Linked DNA regions of Homo sapiens: regions 2 and 3 are each linked to region 1. A link is an interaction called in ENCODE POLR2A ChIA-PET data of the cell type or tissue named here. Cell type or tissue: GM12878. All regions are shown on one strand.

Region 1 (5,000 bases):
GCAACCTCCGCCTCTCAGGTGCAAGCGATTCTCTTGCCTCAGCCTCCTAAGTAGCTGGGTTTACAGGTGCCCACCACCACGCCTGGCTAATTTTTGTATTTTTAGTAGAGACGGGATTTCATTATGTTGGCCAGGCTGGTCTTGAACTCCTGACCTCAGGTGATCCACCCACCTCTGCCTCCCAAAGTGAAGGGATTACAGGAGTGAGCCACAGTGCTCAGCCATCTCCCCCTAATTTGTTTACCTTGTTTTTTATAAATGTAAGTTTTTGTTAATGTTTTTAATGTACACATTAGTCCATATACTTATGATATATTGTAAATAAATAAAAAAACTCAACATTTTTTACTGATAGGAAAATGTGACCAAAGAGTTTGAGACCATTATTCTAGGAAACAGAAAATAATAAAATTAATGTAATTTCTAGATGTAGAACTACATTATGTGTGTGTTTGTGTATAAGCTCATGCACAATTGTATGCTTAGTAGTCTTCCCATAACATACTTCTCAGTCATAACTAGCAATCATAATCACATTTAATACAAAGTAAAGACATTTTGTAAAGACTCAAATTTATACATCATAATTTATAAGGGTAAACATTTTATTTTACTTAAAAAATTTAAAATTAGTTTATTCTAAATAGGTAATAGATTTATATGGTTAAAAAAAAATCAAAGCTGGGCATAGTGGCTCATGTCTGTATTCCCAGCACTTTGGAAGGCTGTGGCAAGAGGATCACTTGAGGCCAGGAGTTCAAAACCAGCCTGGTCAACATAGTGAGACCCTGTTTTCACAAAAGAAAAATTTTAAAAATTAGCTGGGCATGGTGGCTCACGCCTGTAGTCCCACTGACTCGGGAGGCTGAAGTGGGAGGAACGCTTGAGCCTGGGATTTTGAGGCTATAGTGAACCATGACCACACCACTGCACTACAGCCTGGGTGACAATGTGAGACCCTGTGTCTCAAAAAAAAAAAAAAAAAAGAAAAGAAAATAAATCAGTAAGAAGCTGGGTGTGGTGGCTCATGCCTGTAATCCCAGCTCCTAGCACTTTGGAAGGCGGGCACACTGTTTAAGGCCAGGAATTCAAGACCAGGCTGGGGAATATAGCAAGACCTCTCTCTACCAAAAAAAAAAAAAAAAAAAAAAGAAAAACCAAAACCAAAAAAAAAACCATATAAAGGAAAAAAGCTCCTCTCCCACTCCAACCCGGGAAGTTTTAATTTGTTAGAACAAGAAATGGACTGGGCATGAAGGCATCATGGTCCCAACACTATCTGTCTTTTTACTAACTATATGAATTTGGAGAAATTCTTTAATTTTTGTAATTTTATTCTTTAAAAATAAAATTTTTACCTTTATACATTGTGATGTATAAATTTGAGTCTTTACAACGTGACTTTATTTTGTATTAAATGTGATTATGAGGCTGGCCACGGTGGCTCAGGCCTGTAATCCTAGCCTGTAATTACTTGGGAGGCTGAGGCAGGAGAAAAGCTTGAACCCAGGAAGTAGAAGTTGCAGTGAGCTGAGACTGTGCCACTGCACTCCAGCCTGGTAACAGAGTGAGACTCCATCTCAAAAAAAAAAAAAAGTGATTATGACTGCTAGATTGCTAGTTACGACTGAGAAGTATGTTATGGGAAGGAATAGCTGCAATGTTTTTCCTTTAACATGACCAAGTAATTCTAAAATGTATTTGGAAGACAAAATGGTACAAGTTTCTTCCCCTATAAAATGAGGGAATTTAGATGCTATGTCAAGATCTATTCGGGGTAACAGAAACCACATCAAATAGTTACAACAGCAAGAATTTAATGCAAAGATTTTGACGCATAACTGAGGGAGGATCTAAGGGACAAAAGGAACAGTGAAGTAACCCAGAGTTTAGAGATAGCAAGAAGTGACTACCAACCCTCGGTTGGCAAGGTAAAGGAAGGAGGCAGTGTTACTGGAGCCCAGAGGCCTGGGTTCCCAAAGGAAGCTGAAACTAAGAGAGCTAGATCCTCTTCTATTAGGATGTGTCCACAGAACCCAGTCTAAGAAATCATGACTTGGCCAGGCACAGTGCCTCATGCCTGTAATCCCAGCACTTTGAGAGGCCGAGGCAGGTGGATCACGAGGTCAAGAGATTGAGACCATCCTGGCCAACATAGTGAAACCCCATCTCTACTAAAAATACAATAATTAGCTGGGCATGGTGGGCACACGCCTGTAGTCCCAGCTACTCGGGAGGTTAAGGCAGGAGAATCTCTTGAACCTAGGAGGTGGAGGTTGCAGTGAGCTGAGATCGTGCCACTGCACTCCAGCCTGGTGACAGAGCGAGACTCCGTCTCAAAAAAAAAAAAAAAAAAAAAATCATGACTTTAAAATGAAACTAGAATCAGAAAATGGGCAAAGGACTTGAATAGGTATTCTCTAAAGAAGATATATAGATGGCCAATAAGCATGTGAAAAGATGCAAGATGCTCATCATCCTTAGTCATCAGGGAAATGAAAATCAAAACCACAATGTGACATCATCACTGCACACTTACTAGGATGGCTATAGTCCAAAAAATGGAAAATTACAAATGCTGACAAAGATGTGGAGAAACTGGAACCATAGTTCATTGCTGGTGGCAACGTAAAACTGTACAGTTGCTGCAGAAAACAGTTTGTCAATTCTCAAAAAATTTAAATACAGAATTACCATATGTCTCAGCAATTATACTCAAAAAAAAAAAAAAAAAAAAGGAAAACCGGTACTCAAATAAATACTTGTACACCAATGTTCATAGAAGCATTATTCATAATAGCCCCAAATTGGAAATAACCCAAGTGCCTATCATTAGATGAATGATAAACAAAATGTGGTATATATACATACATATATATATGTATGTATATATACACAATGGAATATTAATAAAGCCATAAAAAGAAATGAAGTTTTTTTTTGAGACAGGGACTTGCTCTGTCACCCAGGCCGGAATGCAGCAGACTGATCAGAGCTTACTGCAGCCTTGACCTCCTGGATTCAAGGGATTCTCCCACTTCAGCCTCCCAAGTAGCTGGGACTATAGGCACTCGCCACCCAGACTGGCTAATTTTTTTATTTTTATTTTTTGTAAAGACGAAATCTCACTATGTTGTCCAGACTGGTCTTGAACTCCTGGTCTCAAGGGATCCTTCCACTTCAGCCTCCCAAAGTGCTGGGATTACAGGTGTGAGCCACTGAGCTCAACCAGAAATGAAGTTCTGATACATGCCACAATATGGATGAACTTTGAAAACAGTATGCTAATTAGCATAAGCCAGGCATAAAATAACAATTATTGTATGATTCCACTTATTCGAGTTACCTAGAATAGACAAATTCATAGAGATAGAAAGAATGGTGGTTACCAGAGGCTTGGGAGAGGAGGGGAAAAGGAATGCTAAACAGGTATAGAGTTTCTATTTGGGATGATGAAATAGTGGTGATGGTTACATAATACTATGAAAGTGCTTACTGCCATGGAATTGAACACTTAAAAATGTTTAAAATCGCCGGGCGTGGTGGCTTACGCCTGTAATCCCATCACTTTGGGAGGCCAAGGCGGGCGGATCACGAGGTCAGGAGATCGAGACCATCCTGGCTAACACGGTGAAACCCCGTCTCTACTAAAAATACAAAAAATTAGCCGGGCGTGGTGGCGGGAGCCTGTAGTCCCAGCTACTCGGGAGGCTGAGGCAGGAGAATGGTGTAAGTAAACCCGGGAGGCGGAGCTTGCAGTGAGCGTACATCGCGCCACTGCACTCCAGCCTGGGCGACAGAGCAAGACTCCGTCTCAAAAAAATAAAATAAAATAAATAAAGAAATAAAATAAAATAAAATCGCTGGGCGCAGTGGCTCACGCCTGTAATCCTAGCACTTTGGGAGGCCGAGGAAGGTGGATCACCTCAGGTCAGGAGTTCAAGACAAGCCTGGCCAACATGGTGAAACTCCATTCTCTAATAAAAATATAAAAAAATTAGCCGGGCATGGTGGTGGTGGGTGCCTGTAATCCCAGCTATTCAGGGGGCTGAGGTAGGAGAATTGCTTGAACCTGGGAGGCGGAGGTTGCAGTGAGCCGAGATCATGCCATTGCACTCTAGTGTGGGCAACAAGAGTGAAACTCCATCTCAAAAAAAAAAAAAAAAAAGTTTAAAATGGTAAGTTCTTGTTATGTATGTCTTACCACAATTTAAATAATATTAAAAACTGGATTTTCAATGAATAAAATCTTTCAATTATGAAATTGCTGGGATTATAGGCGTTATCCCTATAAAACAGAAGTTGTCTTTAAAAGATCACTAAGAGAAAAAAATTAAAAAGGCTGGGTGCAGTGGCTCATGCCTGTAATCCCAAACTTTGGGGGGCCAAGGTGGGTGGATCACCTGAGGTCGGGAGTTCGAGACCAGCCTGACCAACATGGAGAAACCCAGTCTTTACTAAAAATACAAAATTAGCCGGGCATGGTGGCACATGCCTGTAATCACAGCTACTTGGGAGGCTGAGGCAGGAAAATCGCTTGAACCTGGGAGGCAGAGGTTGCAGTGAGCCGAGATCATGCCATTGTACTCCAGCCTGGGCAACAAGAGTGAAACTCCATCTCAAAAAAAAAAAAAAAAAAAGAAAAGAAAATTAAAAAGAAAAATGAGCTCATATCTCTGCAGATCAAGAAACATTGTCACATGCTATATTATCAGCCAATATAGCCATACTTGCGAGTAGTGTCATTTCTCATTATTCCCAAAAGGATTGCATTCATATCGACTCTTACTAATGAAATTGCTACCTTTCACTGGGTGAGGTGGCTCACGCCTGTAATCCCAGCACTTTGGGAGGCCAAGGCAGGCGGATTACTTGAGGTCAGGAGTTTGAGACTAGCCTGGCCAACATGGTGAAACCCTGGCTCTACAAAAATACCAAAATTAGCTGGTCATGATGGTGGCACGCGCCTGTAATCCCAGCTACTTGGGAAGCTGAGGCAG
Region 2 (5,000 bases), 740 kb before region 1:
CCCCTAGAATAAGCAGCTTTATTTACATATAACTTACATGCCATGAAATTCACCTGTGTAAAGCATACAAGTCTGTGTTTTTAGTATATTTACAGAGTTGTGCAACCATCACCATAAGCTAATTTTGGAAGATTTTGATGACCCCAAAAAGAAACTTTGTCAGTCTTCATTCCTCCCTAGCCCCAGGCTAATCTACTCTCTGTCTCTATAGATTTGCCTGTTTTGGACATTTTCCATAAATGGAATCATATGTGATGTATTGTGACTAGCTGCTTCCACTTGGCATAATGTTTTCAAGGGCCGTCCATGTTGTAGCAGGTATCAGTACTTGCTTCAGTTTTGTGGCCAAGTAACATTCCACTTTATGGATATGTCATGTGGCTTTTCCAGTCATCGGTGGATGGACATTTGGGTTGTTTCTACTTTTTTTGTCACTGTGATTATTAAGAAAGCTTCTATGAACTTTTGGATTCAAGTTTTGGGTGAACATGTCTTCATTTCTCTTAAGTAGATAGATACCTACAAGTGGAATTGCTGGGTCATATGATAAATTCTATGTTTAACATTTTAAGGAACTGCAAAATGCTTTCCAAAGCAGCTGCACTATTTTATAATTCACTTCATGCATGAGGGTTCCAATTTCTCCACATCTTCACCGACATTTGTCATTGACTGTCTTTCTCATTCTAGCCATCCCAAGGGGTGTGAGGTGGTATCTCACTGTGGTTTGGATTTGCATTTCCCTAGTGACAAATGATGTTAAGCATCTTTTCATGTGCTTCTTTAGCCATTTATATGGTTTTTTTGGGGAAAATGCCTATTGAAATATTTAGCCCATATAAAAATTGGGTTGCCTTTTCATTATTCTGTTATAAGCATTCTTTATATATTTTGGATACAAGCTCCTTTTCAGGTATAATATTTGAACCTATTTTCTCCAAGTTAGTGAATTGTCTTTTTACTTTCTTCATGATTTGCTTTGGAACACAAAAGTTTTTCATTTGATTAAGTCCAATTTTGATCAATCTTCTCTTCTATCACACGCACATTTGGTGTCACTGCCTAGCCTCAAATCATGAAGATTTACTTCTATGTTTTCTTCTATGAGTTCTGTGGTTTTAGCTCTTACATGTAAGTCTATGATCTACTTTGAGTTAATGTTTGTGTGTGGTGTGAGATAATGGTCCAAATTCATTCTTTTGTATGTGAATACCCAGTTGACCCAGCATCATTTTTGAAAACACTATTCTTTCTCCCATTGAATAGTCTGGGTATCCTTGTTGAAAATCCATTGATCATAACTGTTAGGCTTTATTTTTGGGCTCTCAATTATATTCTGTTGATTTATGCCTGTCTGATGCCAGTACCACCCTATCTTAATTAGCATTGCCTTGCAATAAGTTTTGAAGTAGGGAAACATGAGTCTTCCAACTATGCTTTGTTTTCTTTCAATCCATGAGCATGGGATGGCTTTCCATTTATTTAAATCCTTAATTTCCTTCAGCAATGTTTTTTAGTTTTCATGTATGTCTTGCATTTCTTTTCCTTTCTTTTTTCTTTTTTTTTTTTTTTGAGACAGGGTTTCGCTCTTGTCGCCCAGGCTGGAGTGCAGTGGTGCGATCTCGGCTCACTGCGAGCTCCGCCTCCCGGGTTCATGCCATTTTCCTGCCTCAGCATCCCGAGTAGCTGGAACTACAGGCATCCGCCACCACACCCGGCTAATTTTTTGTATTTTTTTTTAGTAGAGATGCGGTTTCACCGTGTTAGCCAGGATGGTCTCAATCTCCTGATCTCGTGATCCACCCACCTCGGCATCCCAAAGTGCTGGGATTACAGGCGTGAGCCACCATGCCTGGCCTTCTTGCATTTCTTTTATTAAATTTTTTCTTAAATATTTTCCTTAAAATAGTGTGTTTGGTTTCTTTTTTTTTTCTTTCTTTCTTTTTTTTTTTTTTTTTTTTTGAGACGGAGTCTCACTCTGTCGCCCAGGCTGGAGTGCAGTGGCGTGATCCCCACTCACTGCAAGCCCCGCCTCCTGGGTTCACGCCATTCTCCTGCCTCAGCCTCCTGAATAGCTGGGACTACAGGCACCCACCACCATGCCCGGCTAATTTTTTTTTTATATATTTTTAGTAGAGACGGGGTTTCACTATGTTAGGTCAGGTTAGCCTGACCTCGTGATCCGCCAGCCTCGGCCTCCCAAAGTGCTGGGATTACAGGTGTGAGCCACTGCGCCCGGCCTGGTTTCTTATTTTTAACACAATTTTTTAATGTATACATGACCATTTACAAATATGATTAGAATTTCCCCCTTTTTTCAAAAATAACCTCCAAAACAAAAACAGGGCCTATGAGCCATGCCGTTATATACCTTGTTTTGTTTTTATTTTTGTTTTTTAGTTAATATGCCTTGCTGTTCTTTCCACAGCAACATACAGAGAGCTTCCTCATTACTTTTGTTGATAGCTACAGAACAATCTAGTGTATAAATGTACTGTAATTTACTCAGTCAATTCCCTGCTGATGGATGTTGGGTTACTTTTAATCTTCTGCTATTACAAATGTTGCTGCAATTGGCCAGGCGTGGTGGCTCACACCTGTAATCCCAGCACTTTGAAAGTCTGAGGTGGGCAGATAACCTGAAGTCAGGAGTTCCAGATCAGCCTGGCCAACATGGTGAAACCCCATCTCTACTAAAAATACAAAAATTAGCCAGGCATGCTGGCGAGTGCCTGTAATCCCAGCTACTCGGAAGGCTGAGGCAAGAGAATCGCTTGAACCCAGGAGGCAGAAGTTTCAGTGAGCCGAGATCGCACCACTGCACTCCAGCCTGGGAGACAGAGTGAGACTCCATCTCAAAAAAAAAAAAAAAAAGAAAAAAGAAAAAGAAAAAACAAAAAAAACCAAATGTTGTGCTCACTTCGGCAGCACATATACTAAAAAAAAAAATGTTGCTGTAATAAATTTATCATTTCACACTTCGGGATAAATTTCAAAGTTTAATCACTGGGTCAGTGGGTAAATCCATCAGTAATTTTGACAAATGTTGCCAAATTACCCTCCATGGGGGTTATTTCTATTTACTCTCCTTCCACAATGAATAAGAATGCCACTCTCCCCACAGGCTCTGCCAATAGAAGGTTTTACTAAACTTTTGGAGTTTTAACAATCTCAGCATGAATATGGTATCAGTGTAGTTTGAATTTGCCTGTCTCTTTTGAATGAGACCAAGCATCCTTATGTTGTATTTCCCTGACTGTGAACTGTCTATTCATGACCTTTGCCCATTTTTCTCATGGGTAGCTCTTTATTTTTCTGCTTATTCTTTAGATCTGAGTTGCAAAGGTTTTGTGCCTGTTTTTCATATGTCTTTGGAATTGGGTGTTTGTTGTCATAGAGAAGTTTTGGGGTTTTTGTTGTTGTCGTTTTTTGTTTTTGTTTTTTTGGTGTTTTTTTTTTTGAGATGGAGTCTCACTCTGTTGCGTAGGCTGGAGTGCAGTGGTGCAATCTCGGCTCACTGCAACTTCCCCCAACTGGGTTCGAGAGATTCTCCTGCCTCAGCCTCCTGAGTAGCTGGGATTACAGGCGCACACCACCATGCCCAGCTAATTTTTGTATTTCTAGTAAAGACAAGGTTTCCTCATATTGGTCAAACTGATCTCGAACTCCTGACCTCAGGTGATCCACCCACCTCGGGCTCCAAAGTGCTGGGATTACAAGCATGAGCCGCCGCATCCAGCCATAAAAAAGTTTTTTTGTTTGCCTGTTGTTTTGTGGATTCTATGTTATGCGTCTTTTCTTTTAGAGATTTTGGGTCATAGTTAGAAAGACCTTTCACACTTTGATGATGTAAAAAAATTATGAAATGGTTTCTTCTCTATTAAATTTACATGTTTTTATTCTTTTCACATTTAAATATTTTAGCGGGTTGCTTTTCGATCTGAGGGAAATTATTTCCTGTGCTCGTTTCTGGCCCAGTCACTTTGTGCCAAGAATCCTCTCTCCCAAGTGTTGAAAGCAACACCCAGGACTTTCACCTTTCCCCACCAGGCCACCTCTCCCTGCATCCTCCCTGGATGGAGGAGATGCAGGCAGGGAGGGAGCTGCTGCTGAAACTCAGTATGATCCCTGCCCAGCTGTCTATCAGCACAGTGCAAGAATGCGGCTTGCTTTTCCTTCCGCAAGTCTTTACTGAGTACAACTATATCCAGCTACTGATTAGCATTTATCCAGCACCTGCTGTGTGCCTGCTATCTTGGAAGGCACTGGATTCAGAGACAAATGAGACAGTACGGGGAGGCAGAATGGCTATACCCTGAAATGTCACATTACCAACAAGAAATGTCACCCAGCAGTGGGTTCTGGGAGTTCAGGTTCTGGGGGTAGTTCCCCCAGCCCAGAGCACTAATTTGATGCTACTATCATTATTAATGATTATCATTGGCTGGGCACAGGGGCTCACAGCTGTTGTCTTAGCTAATTGGGAAGCTGAGGGGAAAGAATCACTTGAACCCAGGAGTTCAAGGCTGCAGTGAGCTATGATTGCACCACTGTAATTTTGTAGAGACAGAGCAAGACCCTGTCTCTACAAAAGAAAATGTTAATTATCACTAATATTAAAATTATTTTACATTATTATAAATTATTATAAAATGATAACTATTAACCCATTATATTTCATACTATTTATATCACTACTGGTAGTTATTATACCAGTAGCAGCAGCCATGTCTTGGGCCAGTTACATGCTTGTCATGTACACACCCTTGAGAAGATCTACAAAAGAAAGTCTAGAGTGTCCATTTTACAGGTCAGGAAAACTGAGGTTGTGCACAGCCAGAGTCCTTCCCAAGATGACTCAGCCGTGCTTTCCCCACCACGGGCACTTCACTCCGGCACACTCTGGGTCACTGAACCATGGCGAATCCGTTTTCAACATGAGCTGGCAGGAGGTGAAAATTATGATGGGTAGAAGTGGCTGTCCCCATTTCACAAACAGA
Region 3 (5,000 bases), 77 kb after region 1:
CCACCTCCCGGGTTCAAGTGATTCTCCCGCCTCAGCCTCCCAAGTAGCTGGGATTATAGGCACATGCCACCATGCCTGGCTAATTTTTGCATTTTTAGTAGAGATGGGGTTTCACCATGTTAGCAGGCTGGTCTTGAACTCCTGGACTCAAGTGATCCACCTACCTAGGCCTCCCAAAGTGTTGATATTACAGGCGTGAGCCACCATGACCTGCCTTGTTTATATTTTGACGGGTTGATTTGCAAGAGAATGTGACTTCAGAAGAAAGAAAAGGGTGATGGTAGGAAGTATATTCTGTGCCAGCACCTCTGGTCATCTAGGCCAGCATCCTAGGAATTATCCAGTTCTCTCTCTTTGCCACTTCATGTATGTTGAGGTAATCAGTGAAGAGCGTTAGTCCCACCTCCTAAATATTGGTCTGGTCTTACGCTTCTTTCCTCTACCTTTATCATTAGCTTAATTTGAGCCTTCATCTCCCACATAGTTATTGAGTCTCACGCTTCAGTCCTTTCTTTCTAACCCATCTTTCATATTTTCGTCCCATTTAATGATTCTCCAAATAGAACCTTTTTATGATTTCCCACTTTATACAGAATAGCCGAAGCCTTTATTGATGTTTACATGCTTACCCGCCTGGCCCTTGCCCCATACTCTTTTCTTAGTAATATCCCACCAGAAGAGGTTTTGGATGTTCCCTTGTTAGCAATATCTTTACCCCGCTATGTTGCCCCTGCTGTCAGGTGGCCCCGTGTTTTGTCTTTTCTGCCAAGCACACTGTTACCTCAAGCCCCAGTTCAAGTATCATTTTCTCTAGGAAGACTTTCAAGACCCCTCATCTTCCTGTGGTGGGAAGGCTTATCTTATTCATTATTTTCTTAGTGTCTAGTGAGTGCTTGGCACATAGAACATACCGAACATATGTTGAAGAATTATTTACTTCTATCTGTAGACTTAGAATACAAATTGTATTACGAACATATGAGGGTCTTAAGTTAAAATTTTTGTTGCCAAAATATTGATAGATTAATCTTAGCAAGGGAAGATTTTTGCTAGGTAACACTTTGGTCTGGATTATTTTACTTTTGAAAATAGCAACTGGGTGCTGTGGCTCACACCTGTAATCCCAGAGCTTTGGGAGACTGAGATGGGGGCATTATTTGAGTCCAGGAAGTTGAGGCTGCAGTGAGCTATGATCGTGCCATTGTGTCCCAGCCTGGGCGACAGAGTGAGACCCTGTCTCAAATAAAAAAAAAAAAAAAAAAAAAAAAAGGAAATAGCATATTACAAATACATATAATTCAGCATTTTTTAACTACTGAGCACTTTGAATAATTCAAATTAGCGGTTTTCTTTGTTGTTCAGCTATTACTAAGGATTCCTTGTAACTAGAAAATTAGCTCATTAACAGCTTTTCTTCAAAGAGATCAATGTTGCTCACCATAGTAAAGAGTGGCCATTTTATGGTATTTTATTGCTTTAAGTTTCTATTAAAGATGATATGAGTTAAAGTATGTAGAATGTTTGGGGGATTTATTTCTAATAGTGAATTTTCATTCCCTCTCTCCAGTTTTTTAATATAATTGTTTGCTTTTTTAAAACTTACCTATTATTCAGGCATTGCTTTCAATACAAATGTTAAGTTTTGACTGAATTTGGTGAGGAAAGCTATGACAATACAATTTCAGAGTTTTCTATCATTGTAACTACAAATTAAGAAAAAATAAAAAATAACTGGAGCATATTTCAGCCTGTCATATAGAAGAAGGATATTTGGAAATAAGGATAAGTTCATCTATAGATTAGTCTTAGATAAATATTTCTAAATAATTATTTTGCACTTAGATAATGTAATTTTTAATTATATGATACAACAATGTCTTTATCTCTAGAAAAAAGCAGAAGAAGCTCATAAAATTTTTGAAGGTCTTGGCCCAAAAGTTGAACTGGTAAGTAAATTTTTTCATTTCCAGTGATTTTTTTTTTTAATTTTTGGTGGTAGTTTTTCTTGGGATAAGATGGAATATGATCCATTTATTTTGGGATAAGAGAGATGTAGCTGAGCAGAGATGTAGCTTGAGATGAAGTTTAAAGTAATGATGAGTGAACTTGGTTACCTTTGCAGACCTTTGCAGAAACATCACCCTGAGCTTGTTTTTGCTTGAGCAGCTATTTAATCCTTCCAGGCAGAATGAGAATTAAGAACAGAATTAGAAAGCTCTTTGAATGTTACTGTTAAAATAGTGACAATGGTTAATACTCCCTAGTATTAGGGAGTATTAATACTTTGAAATTAAAAATCTGTGCATAAATATACTTATGGGAAACAATGGATTTATAAACTGTATTATGGGAGTGACAGGAGATGGGATTAACAGTTACTCAGGGAATCTAAAAGTTAGGAGGTTTTGCCACAATGAGATACCATCTCATACCAGTTAGAATGGCAATCATTAAAAAGTCAGGAAACAACAGGTGCTGGAGAGGATGTGGAGAAATAGGAATGCTTTTACACTGTTGGTGGGAGTGTAAACTAGTTCAACCATTGTGGAAGACAGTGTGGCAATTCCTCAAGGATCTAGAACTAGAAATACCATTTGACCCAGCGATCCCATTACTGGATATATACCCAAATGATTATAAATCATGCTACTGTAAAGACACATGCACACGTATGTTTGTTGCGGCACTATTCACAATAGCAAAGACTGGGAACCAACCCAAATGTCCATCAATGATAGACTGGATTAAGAAAATGTGGCACATATACACCATGGAATACTATGCAGCCATAAAAAAGGATGAGTTCATGTCCTTTGTAGGGACATGGATGAAGCTGGAAACCATCATTCTGAGCAAACTGTCGCAAGGACAGAAAACCAAACACTGCATGTTCCCACTCATAGATGGGAATTGAACAATGAGAACACTTGGACACAGGGCGGGGAACATCACACACCGGGGCCTGTCAGGGGGTGGGGCATGGGGGAGGGATAGCATTAGGAGAAATACGTAATGTAAGTGATGAGTTAATTGGTGCAGCAAACCAACACAGCACATGTATACATATGTAACAAACCTGCACGTTGTGCACGTGTACCCTAGAACTTAAAGTATAATTTAAAAAAATAAGTAAATAAAAAAATAAAAGTTTGGAGGTTTTGGTAGGGCATGTTATTGTGTAGATCCATTAGTACTTTACCTGTGCTTACATTAAAATTATGTTTCTTTGTCTCTTCATAGACATATGTACAACATTTTATACATAAATATTTGATTTCTTTTATAGCCACTGTATAACCAGCCATCAGATACCAAGGTGTACCATGAGAACATCAAGACGTAAGTATTGATCATCTTTGGAGTTCTTCAATTAAAGACCGTATATTCTATAAAGAGATCATTTTTGTTATCTGCTGACATTATTATAATATATTGTAGGTATGTTTTAGATTTGTGTAATTTGCTGTCGTTTTATTATATGTTATCTTCCTCTGGCTTCTTGGGGGTTGGGGTAACAGCTTTGAGTTTCCGAGGCCAAAAAATGAAATAAATTATTGCATAAAACTAGCTGGTTTTATAATCTGCTAGTAAAAAAGGTGGATACTTAACATTGAAATGGCTTACCTTGAGGCTTGAATTTTTTGCCTCCTGTTTTGTCTTTTTTTCAGTGGAGTACCTGCAAGGCGCATGATGAAGTAAGATAATGAAGCTTTTTCATTTAAGACTAGTGATGACACCGTCCCCCACCAAGCCACATCTGCCATTGCAAAGTAGAAGTGCCACGGATCATTTTATCATTATTCAAAATCCTATTCTAGGGAAATCCCTTCCATGACTCTTGCTAATGACGGTATTTGTAGACCCTTCTGCCATTTAATGTCCTGGTGCCTTGGAAGCGCTCAGTCACCTTGTGGGTGACGAGGCTGCTCCAGAATGTAGTTTGCTTAGCCTTGCTCATCCTAGTACCAGGCCTTTATGGATGCAGATTTTGGAATAAGAAAATAAGTGAAAAGAAAATCTAATTTCTTGATCTGATTGAAGTAAGAGAGGAAGCTAGATAGATATCTTTTTTTTAAAAAAAAAATTATACTTTAAGAGAATTTTAGGTGCATTATTCTTAGTTTGTGACAAAAATGTGATATTTCTACTTTATATGTTTTATTAAGTATAAGCAGAACATAATTATTTACTAGTATGGTTACTAATGAGCACATTGCTATTTATTTTATATATATATATTTATTTTTTTCTTTTTAAAAATTTCTTAACTGAGAGTATGTGCAATTATTGACTACTTTGCAGAACTGGTGGCAAATATAATTTGCATGGTAGTATGCATGAAAACAATTGAATTTGAATAATTTTAACTTTTGTTAAGTAAGTGGTTCATAATAAAAGTTATGTATTTGTCAATTTTTCTGTGAGATGCTACTATGATCTTGAGAACCCTTAGAAGTAAGTTAGTCAAAACTCACATATAATATACCTTGCTTTGGAACTGCTTAGCTGTTTTAACATTTTTAAAGAGTAGAAGAGCAGATAAGATCTAGTTGGCTACTTAATGACTTTTTTTTTTTTTTCCCACAAAGCCTCAGTGTTATGTTTGTGTTGTGTCCTGTTTCTCCTGATACAGTCTGGAGAGCAGCTCTGTCCGATTTATTTCATGTCATCTACATTGCCTATTTAGTGCTCAGCACACTATCCTAGATGGACTACTGACTGGCTGACTTCATTTAAATTCCTAGGAAACATTTAAGATTGTATTTGTTGATTGTCATTTGCTTTTGAGTAACGTATACTTAAAATTATAGCAAACTGAGTATATGGTAATGCTTCCCTGTACGACACCTTTTGGAATATTTCCTCAGCTGCATGCATCTGTATGAGTCATTCAGTAGCTATTCTTTCATCACCGTCATTTGCTTTGTATGAAATAGCAAATGTACATTTTAATAATTCTTTTCATCTCTTGGCTACTTTTTCATATAGCCAGCTCCTGC

Evidence for each region. Peaks named below come from ENCODE experiments on the same cell type or tissue, not always from the same donor. Only the 100,000 strongest peaks of a DNase experiment are listed, where the experiment ranks them.
Region 2: POLR2A ChIA-PET joins it to region 1 with 5 read pairs; 1 of 35 experiments calls an interaction of 5 or more read pairs at or near these places.
Region 3: POLR2A ChIA-PET joins it to region 1 with 5 read pairs; 4 of 35 experiments call an interaction of 5 or more read pairs at or near these places.

The regions. Positions count from the first base shown.
Region 1 is chr17:16,227,219-16,232,218 of GRCh38, reverse strand. All of the region lies in intron 1 of PIGL (phosphatidylinositol glycan anchor biosynthesis class L), which reads right to left. Among named protein-coding and RNA genes, the nearest start is that of PIGL, 13 kb to the right of the region's middle. In GM12878, no CTCF peak of the experiment used is centred here; a DNase peak (open chromatin) is centred at 2,518; H3K27ac peaks cover 585 bases.
Region 2 is chr17:16,964,714-16,969,713 of GRCh38, reverse strand. All of the region lies in intron 1 of TNFRSF13B (TNF receptor superfamily member 13B), which reads left to right. Among named protein-coding and RNA genes, the nearest start is that of TNFRSF13B, 4.9 kb to the left of the region's middle. RefSeq lists an enhancer at 4,882-5,000. In GM12878, no CTCF peak of the experiment used is centred here; a DNase peak (open chromatin) is centred at 4,893; H3K4me3 peaks cover 4,636 bases; H3K27ac peaks cover 5,000 bases.
Region 3 is chr17:16,150,285-16,155,284 of GRCh38, reverse strand. NCOR1 (nuclear receptor corepressor 1) reads left to right here. Exons shown (of 46, transcript NM_006311.4): 7 at 1,890-1,946; 8 at 3,287-3,339. SNORD163 (small nucleolar RNA, C/D box 163) reads left to right here and starts at 2,089; the gene lies at 2,089-2,152. In GM12878, no CTCF peak of the experiment used is centred here; no DNase peak of the experiment used is centred here.